Regions from separate parts of the Homo sapiens genome. Here region 1 is linked to region 2. The links are chromatin loops, found by intact Hi-C in ENCODE. Cell type or tissue: B cell. All regions are shown on one strand. Region 1 overlaps LINC03069 (long intergenic non-protein coding RNA 3069). Region 2 overlaps TCF4 (transcription factor 4).

What was found. Peaks named below come from ENCODE experiments on the same cell type or tissue, not always from the same donor. Only the 100,000 strongest peaks of a DNase experiment are listed, where the experiment ranks them.
Region 1: a loop joins it to region 2, with 2.9 times the contacts of the local background. A loop is called at or near these places in 1 of 110 quality-filtered maps.

What each region holds. Positions count from the first base shown.
Region 1 is chr18:56,112,996-56,117,995 of GRCh38, forward strand. The region is part of intron 3 of LINC03069 (long intergenic non-protein coding RNA 3069); the gene reads right to left. The region is part of intron 3 of LINC01539 (long intergenic non-protein coding RNA 1539); the gene reads right to left. Among named protein-coding and RNA genes, the nearest start is that of LINC01539, 22 kb to the right of the region's middle. In B cell, no CTCF peak of the experiment used is centred here; a DNase peak (open chromatin) is centred at 2,436; H3K4me3 peaks cover 320 bases; H3K27ac peaks cover 625 bases.
Region 2 is chr18:55,413,426-55,418,425 of GRCh38, forward strand. The region is part of intron 5 of TCF4 (transcription factor 4); the gene reads right to left. Among named protein-coding and RNA genes, the nearest start is that of TCF4-AS1, 37 kb to the right of the region's middle. In B cell, CTCF peaks have their summits at 2,030 (motif pointing right) and 2,231; a DNase peak (open chromatin) is centred at 2,056.

The DNA of each region.
Region 1 (5,000 bases), 700 kb after region 2:
TAGCACAGTATCTGGCATGAAATATTTACTCAATAAATCCTTCTCGAGCAGTGAAAAAATGGATGAATGGATGGGCCAAATGACTTTTCATTTTGTTGTTTTATAACTCAGACCTAGGATATGGGTTATATTAGGATGTACTGTAAGATCAGGAAATAGGACATCAGATGGGGCTTTCCAAAAAGTCTTGGGTCATTGCCTTTCAAAGCTGGCTATAGTTAAACCACCATCACCACACCACCAATCCAGAGATATAAGCTCTAATGAGACCATTTCCACTGTTGGGATCTGATTGCCTCCTTTCTAGACCTTTCTATTACATGGCTTCCCCTGCTTATGACAAAGAGGAGCCCTCAACTCTATTCTTTTCTGTATTTATTCCTGCCTAGCTCCCAGCCCTTTGTCCAATTCTCTTCTAAATTTCTTTGTAGGGGAAAGTTTGTTCACACCCCGCCCAAAACAAAGAGGAAACCAGACTCCTGCATCCAGCACTCCAGCTTCATTTTTATCAGTAGCTTTCATCAGCCTTTTTTATTTATCTGAGTTCCAAGTTTAGAATGAGTAAATGTCACCATTATCCTAATTTTGAATAGTAGCCTCTCCTGTTGAAGGTTTCCAATTTCTGCTCTGCTTTGTGTTTGCTTCCTAGGTTTGTGGTTTTCCTTCTATCGAGACTGGCCTTTAACATAACTGTGAAGAAAGCAGCTTGTCCTGGGTACCTCCTTTCTTTTCCTTTTCTCCAACTGTTTTATTCTGTGAGTTGCAGATTATGTCAAAAGCACGCCAAATGAGCCTGCCCAATTCCAGGAGAATACTTGGGTTAGGTGGTGCTCTAGTAAGAGAATAGTTGGACTGTGCATTTTATCTTCTTGGCTCAAGCCTACTCAGTTGACTTGTTTACCATTGTCATCTCTACAACCTGCTCTTCACTTGGAGTGAAAATTCTCTAGATTATGTTTCTTTTGAGGGTCTGGTATGAAGGCTCTGTTGCTGTTTTGGAGCAAATAAACAGCCATCAACAAGTACTAGCATTCACCTGTCTGGTAAATGCTTCTGAAGATGGTGATTCTCCAAGGCCATGCCTCCTAAAACACTGTGCTTTTGTTCTGCTCTGATAGTCTCCATGAAGTTGCTCGGGTTGTGTATATATTCAGCACTTTATGGGGTTTGTACTCTTTGTGCTCTGGGCAGAAATACCAGGCAGTCAAATGCAGAAATCATAAAAATGCCCTGGAGGGTCATAGAAGTGATGGGATTTGGGGACTGAGGATAAACCTATCTGCTCTTCTTTTTCCATTTATACTCTTTAATGACTTATCTGGGCACTACAATGGGGGTAAAGAAGGACAGAAAAAAGCAAGTAGGAGGTAAATTAGCACAGAAAAGAGAAGGAAGATATACTTCAAATATAAATGTCACAATTTTGTGTGGTGCTCGTTCCAGAGTCTGGTTAGCCCAGAGAGCATGTTGGGTTTGCTCCCTCCACTCCATTTAAGCAAAACCCTCAATATTTGTCCCACACATCTGAGCTAGGGCACCCTGTGAAGACTGAAGACTATAGTGTCAAATAATCAAGTGCAGGATTGAGAGTCAGAGGGGATTGTATTCAAGTTCTGACAACTTCTTCCTCTCTAAGCCCCAACTTCCTCATCGTAAAATTAGAATAATAATATAAAAGTCACCACAAACCTGTTTTTAAGTGTCAGTTGAGATGTTATTTAAGAAAAAGTACTATAAATGGAAAAACATCTTCAAATATTAATTGTGATTATCCTGCCTCTTGCTGGCTGCTTACAGTAATTCGGAAAATTACTAAGAATTTTCCTTTCACTGGTCAGGCATATGCGAGAATGATTCCAAGCCAGGAAATTATTCTGCCTAGTTAAATGTGGTTGAATGTGTAGGCTGGTGGGGTAGTCAGAGATGGGGGCTTGGGGGTTACAGACAGTGGTATTAAATGAGGTAGTCTAGTATTTTCTCTACTCTGGGGCTAAGGGGTTTCCTTGCCAGTCATTAGGCATAGATCCATTTTCTAGACACCGGGATATTTAGTCACTCTGTGATTCTTCAAAATTGATGGCGGCTAATTCTTAAAATAACACTTTAATGGGTTAACAGCCAATGAAGGAGAGCTATGTTGATTAAACCTCCCTTACAAACATGTTTGATGATTATGAGAGTAAGGCACTGGGTAGATTGCCTTTAGGGTATTGTTAAATCTAAAATGTGTGAAACGTTGTCTGAAAGAGGAACCCAGTGCATTCTCCCTGCTCTGTGCTCCTCCAGCCCTGACTTGAAATGAGACATGGCTTGATTGTTATGGTGGCTGCACAGTCTTTCAGCACATCTTCTACCCTAAAGATGGAGGCAGCAGGAACCCCAGAATGTCAAACCAGGAAACCAAATCCAGCTTGAAGCCATTCTGTTATCAAAGTGATGCTTCCTTGCTCACAAGAATGCCTCCAGGCCAGCAACGCAGATCTTAAGCAGAGGTGAAACCACATCCTCCCAACTTCTGCTTGTCCGGTGGGATCAGTGCACAGCTGAATAGGGTGAGTATGAGAGGATAAAGATGCACAAAGAAAAGAGAGTAGGGTCTGGTAGGTGCTCCAGGATAAGCACTAGAGGAGACTCTATGACTGGAGGGGGCCTGATGAGCCTGCCTCAACTTGCTTCTTCCCTTTGGAAAGTACAGCAAAGAGGAACAGGGAAGAGAAAGGTTAAAAAATCCATTTGTGGATGGATTTTTAAAAAATATTGGGGAGTGAGTCAAAGATGATCTTAGGAACAGAGATTACTTCCTTCTTTTAGCTACATTTTCTAAAAGTCAGGGGGCGGAAGAAAAGGGAAGGAACATTTATTATGTGCCAACTTGGTGCCAGACATTCTGCTTGCACTTTTAACTTTACCTCATTTAAACTTCCTAGGAATCATAGTAGGTTTTTTAATCCCCCTGTTTCCATATGAAGAAACCAAGGTCCGTGGAGTTTCAGTTACCTAAAGTCACATGTGCTGCAGCCAGGTCCTACCAGATGTGCCTGCCTGCAAGGCACTCTACCATATTGCCCCTCCGTGCTTATGACTTCCCTGGTATTTCCAAAGGTCTAGAAATAGGGCTAGGAACATATGCTTTGATATGTTGTTCCTTAGGATTTTCAGGGACTAAAAAAGGGCAAACCAAACATTCATAAATGCAAATTATTTATGTAGATAAACCAAATGCATTTTTGTGAAAATCAATTAAAATTCTACAAGGCAATGCTTTTCTGAACAGTAGTGTGTAACTAACAACTGCTAAAAAAAACTGATCGTATAAATTAAAACCTAGCCCTCAAATTGGGCTGACTTCTAACAGCTTCAAGGTGGCCCCAGGATTTACAAATCGAGTGACCAGGTTTCAGAGACCTCTTCAGGTTCAAATAAGATTTACACCCAGACTTAACACATAACTTATGCCTGGAGATAGAATCTCATTTGGGGTGGGGGATGGGAAATGTGTGTGCACAAAAATTATATTTCATTCTGGGTTTACCCTAGAGGCAATTTTTGGAGTTAAACTACCTTAATATATTTAGAAGAAATTTAACTCTACTCCTGTACAAGTCCCAGCTTTGCTGAATACCATCTTCAAGCGTAACCTCAGTTGTGGGAAACTAAATACGTAAGTGACCAATGGCTAGACCATATATAAAATTAGAACTTTGATCCACAATCTGGAGCAAGCTCTCCAGGAAACCAACCTTTTATCTACTATAAACAACCTAGAAAGCCAGCCTGCTAGAAGTCAGACTTGCAGGAAGCCAGTCTGCTGTCTCTAGTGACAATCTAGGAAGCTATACAATAACTTCTGTAGCAATCAGCTCCAAGTGGCCAGAATTTGTTTAATAACTGGCAGCTTTCCTATTTTTTGTCCCTGTTTCCAACTTAGGACCAATAAGAGGAAGCCAAATATGCACCTCTAATTAATCACATAGCACACCCCACTTCTAGTTAGGCTGCTTCCAACTTTTCCATTTCAACAGGCTCTAATCAGGGCATACCTGAAGCTTTCCCTGTTTTCCACTCTAAAGCTTTCCCATTCCTGCCTGCCTTCGAGTCTCTGCCAAAATTCAGGTGCTTGTGGATGACCCCCTTGCTGTAGCACGCTCTCAATAAAGAGCCTTTGCTTTTCTCTTCTTGTTGCTTTTCTCTTTTTGTTACAACTTGCACAGTTGCATCATCCCATCTTCACGTGGAGCAGCTCCTTTGATATAGGAAAGACTGAAGACATACATTGCACATTGCAGATGAGGAAACTGAGGTCCAAGGAGGTCAGTGATTCTCTTTGAGTAGAACATGGTATAGTCAGGAGCCCACCCCAGAATCACAGGTGTCCTGACTCCTGCCCATTATTTCCCCACTACTCTCTGCTGCCTCCCAGCTGAGCTTTTAAGGAGGTGGGAGGAGGAGTCGATGAGAAATTGGAGTATGAATAGTGATTCTGCGGAAGATAACGCTGTGGTTCCATTCACCACATTTCTAAAATGGGGTGAAAAGACCTCTTTGTTGGAGAGAACAGAACCCAAAAAGTAATCCCCCCTCCTCTTCCCCTGGCAGAGAAAATGTAGAAGTGTCTCTTGGGGTTTATACGTCTTCTAGGCCTGCAAGCCAAAGCTGGTTCTCCACCCTGCAACCAATTTTCAAGAGCAAAATATTTCTTTCCTGTTTGCTTGTTTGTTTATTTGCCTCTTAAAAAGACAAACAAGCAAACAGGAATGAAAAAGAAATCCTAAATTCCTGCTTTTAGGTTAGCCCTGAAATGCATTAATCTCTTTCACTTGATGTAGCTCACTTTCATTCTTCCATTTTAATATCTTAGGGGGAAAAAACCCAAATAACCAATAACAGTTTACAGCTTTGACGCAGAGCACTAAAGTTGTTTTTCTATGAATATAGATTATTACATTTTTTTGCAAAGCAAGTAAACAGATGCATAAAAATGCATTATTTCAGGAGCATAA
Region 2 (5,000 bases):
AGAAGAATGATGTTTTCCAGCCAAGCCTGCTCTTCAAGATCAACTTCAAGAGAATGGGCCCATAATAATAACCAAACTGCCAGATACGCAGGGCCACACTCCCCAGAGTCCAACCAGCCTGCAGCACTAGTTATTGTTCAAGGAAGGGGAAGGTTGGTAGATGAATGGTCCCATGCTGCAGTGTTTAAGAGAAGCCTCTCAATGACTGAATCTAGGAGCATGACTCAATCAAGAGAGGAAGGTGGGGAGCACAGGAAGGAAGAGGAGAGGCAGAGGGAAGGATGAGAGGGAGGAAAAAGAGAAAAAAGAAAGCAGACAAGGAGTAGCCAGAAGAATGACCTCATCCTATAAAAAGTATGCAAGAAAATAAAATGCATTACATATACTATGTTTACAGACCACAATTTTTAATCCTGAAACTTGCAAAAATTATCATCTGAATAGTGGTGAATGAGGCCTAAAAAACACAATATAGGGAATTTAATATTTGTTGGGTGCTTTCTGTGTAACATGTGCTGGATGCAAGAGAGTCAACAATGCACATTATTCTCAAGGAGGTAAGAGTTTAGATGACTAAATACCAGGAGTAACACAATGCTATCCACCAGTAAGGGATATAATGGGAACCCAGAGAAGCACCAAGAAAGAGCACCCAATACAACCTCATTGAAGACAAGGTGGTAACAGGAGAGACATGTATGTGAGATTTCATGCAAGATGACATTCTAACAGAGGTAATAAGGACTTAATATTTGTTAGAATGCAATTCTTAGTTATTTGACAATGTTAAATCAAAGTAAGTAAAGACTATTAAGTAAAAATTTATATCATTTATCCAAAACAAATTTTAAGGTAACTGGAACCTAAAATTGCAAAGGGGAAAAACTGAAAGAAAAGAAAAGAAAAAAAAAACGTAGATGACATTTCTGCCCTTCCACAGCTCTAAGTTCTTTGATCACTCCACGGTTGGTTTGGAAGTTTTTATGGCTTTTGCTTACAAATTAGAAAAATTTGCAATGTAAGACAAAAGAACTATAAAAATCTAAACTGCCTTCTCTGTACAACAAATACCAAACTGACTCCATCAAGTCATTTAATTTCAGAGATACACAGAAATCACTTATACAAACTAAATTATTATAAAGACTTTGATGGAGCCTTGTCAACAAAAATTGTTGCTATTTTTAAAAGACACACTCATTACACAGAGCCCTGGCCTTCACTACCAGGACCCAAGGATGCTCTCCACCCAGGCAATGGTAGAGAGGCTGACACTCTTCCTCTGTAACTGCCCTTGTATAGTTTAGTCCTGTGTCCTGGGAGTAAAGAGACCATCAGTGATTTGTTCCTTTAACATCTCATACTCTATAAACAGCAACTGCAAAAGCAAAACAAAACAAAAAATATTTTACTCAAACTACCATTCTCAATGTCTGCCAGTGAGCACAGCTTAATTTGGTTTGCAAGGAAACCAAAAATGCTTTTATAAAGTATTATGATGTAAATATACTCATTTTCCTTGGCAAAGCAAGTGAAAACTATCAACCAACCATAACAGGAATTTTTCTACTAGGGATTACCTACCACATCCATTACAGACAAATAATCATATTTCAAAATTTCAATGACTTATCTATCCCCTTTTAAGTTCTATTCCCAACTTAGTCCAACAAGAATACTTCTCAAATACAATCAAGGCAAGGGGAATATGAAAGCAATGAAAATATGGTTAATCGTGATATACAATCAACCACTTAAAAAACTCAAGAGTATTACACACATTGCATGTTATTTGAACTATCAGGACTATCTATTTACCAAAAACACACCCAAAACAAAACCTCACCTTTATTTCCAAATAAAAACAAATTAACGGCCATACTCAGTATTAAGCTACAACTTTATAATCATGGTAAATATCTGATCAGTTGTATAAAAATAAATTGAAACAAAACAAAAAACAAAAAAAACCCAACCTTGAAAAGTAAAAGAAAGAAAGAACCTCACACACCAGTCAGTTCCTATGTGAGCAGCCAGCAGAGGGCGCACATGCCCCAACAAGAGCCGGCTATGGCCAGGCACTCCCCAAACTTATTTAGTACTAAGTCTCACCAAATCTGTATGGGGGAGGAGGGGTACAGTCAGCCGATGAGTGGCATTGATAAAACTAACGTGCTCAATTTAGGATCAGTAAGAAACATACATAAGTACACTTTAGTATTAAATACTGACTTTAACAGATATTTCTTAGCTGCTCGATGGAAAGTTGTTCATTAAAAAGATTTGTACAGAAGTGAGCTTCTGTCAGTTTTCAAGGCCACAGTAGTTTTTATTGCCCTATCTGACCTGTATGAGGACTTATTTGTAATGCAAGGATTTATGGAATTAAATTAAATATTAAATTTCTAACATAATTAACACATATTTTTGTGAGTATATTGAATTACACTTAGCAAAGTCTCTTTTAGTGTATGTATATTTCTGTGTGTCTTATACAAATCTATTAATTAACTTTTGCAACCCTAAAGCAATCAAATATGTAGCATTTAAAGAATAAATTGAGATACATAAGTTCCTTATTTTCCCACTGGTTTGTGCTTGATTGATTACTTGTAAATTGTCTATTCTGTGTCTCTATATCACAATATTTGCTTTGGGGTTTACAGTAGGTTATACCAGAAGAGTACCTCACAGCTATGTATGTACACACACATATAGGTAGGGCACTGTTTATTCTTTTAAAGAAGTTTTCCTACAGATGCAAAAGTCACAAATTGTTCCTACTGTTTTCCAAGCTTGTTGAAACAATAGCACAAATTGAAAAAAAAATTAACTCATAAAAGCACCAAATTAAAATGAACAAAGACTACATTATTTACTTTTACAGATAAAAATTAAATAGTCCATAACACATCCAATCTCTAATTTCAAATAGGTTAGAATGAATGGAAGGTCTGCCCCTAAGTTTCAAGCTAGAAAGCCTGGTAGGATAATTAGCTGCCACTGTCCCTCCACCTAAATGATCATTTCACTTGATCTTAGCCAAAAGGCTAAGAAGCGATTCCTAAATGATCATTTCAACCTCACCTCTCTATTCACGAAACAAAAACAATAAAGCCAAGTAACATTTCCATCATAATATATATATTTTTTAGCATCCTTCATAAACTTGAGAGAACTTAATTTATAGAATCTAAAAACCAGGTGGTCTACGTTACATGTAGGTCACAATAAATAATATGCCTCCTTTGGCCAATATGGCTGCACCATTTTTGCCTAAGTTAAAATGACGATGTTTCATTATTCCTAAGCTCTCAGTTCTGAAATGTTTACACAATCTGTTAAGTCCAGGGAAATTTAAATGACTTTGACATGCAGCCTGCTAAGGCCAGTGACGGGGATAATGCCTCTTTACGTGGGTAAAATTTTGTGGCATATAGGTCACTCTCTTAAGGGGAATCAACTGTGTGTCTCTTCTTTGCACTTCTACCACAATCCTTCATCCTGCAGCCTGGAGCTGAGAGTGAAATGCAAGAAAGGAGCCGAGTGCTCAAAGCAAAAATCTGCTTCCAGGACAATCCATTATATCTGACAAGTTAAATGTTCCATGGTAGGCCATATGGCATCAGAGCAGGCCCGACGACGGAAGAGGGGAACTCAGCAAATGCATCACAATTAAGGAGTTTGGCTACAGACTTTACTTAGAATTACTTATTTTTTTTATCAAAGTTTAAATGCAGTCCCTCACATTTTCAACTGAATCCCTTTGATGAGACCATTTTTCAAGAAGTGTCACAATTTCTTTTCTCATCCCGCGACTGTGGACACTTAAATCTACAGGTAAAGGTAGACATGGCCATTTTTACCAAATGGAGTTTCAAAGATGAGGACCTGCAGCTGCATTTTTAAAACGTCTTCAAGACAAATGCTATGTAAGCCCTATCTGCTCACTAGATTAGGATATTTAAATGAAAGTGATCATTGGATTAGGGCATTTAAATGAAACTGATAGAACATTAAGTAAAACTAGTTTTCAATATTAAGTCTAAAAAATCTTAAAACCTGTACAGTCAGAACTGACATATTCTCGTTTCTTCTGTGGTTTACTTATTATCTATCAAATGAATGAATGGACTGGACTGACTCTGTCAGTCTCTCCTCCTAGCATGGCACCAAAAAGGAACTCTGTACATCCTGCTAATACCATGTCCCAGAGACAAGTTTTATAAGCTCCCTAAGACACTCTGATGATTAAAACTAAGTTGCCTAAAATAATATTTGTCATTAGGGACAACGTAATGTAAAGATTTGTACTTAATCAAGATATGCATTTATTACATTAAGGCAGAGGAAGATAAAATTGATAAAATCACTGAAATAGTTAATATTATGCTACAGCATGTTACCACTCATTTAAATTAAAAACAAATGTTTTTATTTCTCCCAAAGAATTCTCGGGGGAGAACTGTACCTATAATAAAAACTGAAACAGCTTTCAGTAGAAGTATCCAAACTCATCTGCTCCAATGGTAATTTTATCAACTCCTTTACTTCCTGAGGATGATTTTCTTGAGCAAATGTGTGTGTGTGTGTGTGTGTGTGTGTGTGTGTGTGTGTGTATCTGTGTGTGTAGTAATAGGTAGATTCTAAACAATAATGATTATCGTTTAAGTATTCACACTGGTTTGCAAACATGAAATTCATAATGATTAAGAGAAACATGCATGAATTTTTCCAAAAGAGAAGATGTTAAGATTCATTTCCCTAAACTATTTTCATTCTCTATTTCTCCAGAGGGTCACTATTTCCCTCAAATGCATCGCTTTTGCCTTAATTAAGGATAACATTGCGTCAATGAGCCTGTATATACTTTATAAGAATGAGTCATTTTGCTTTATGTTGAAACTTATGAACACATTTTTTTCTGGTGGTCTTAAACTTATCATTTGTTAATAATCTAATGTAACATTATATTTGCATCTCCCTTATTTTTAAATATG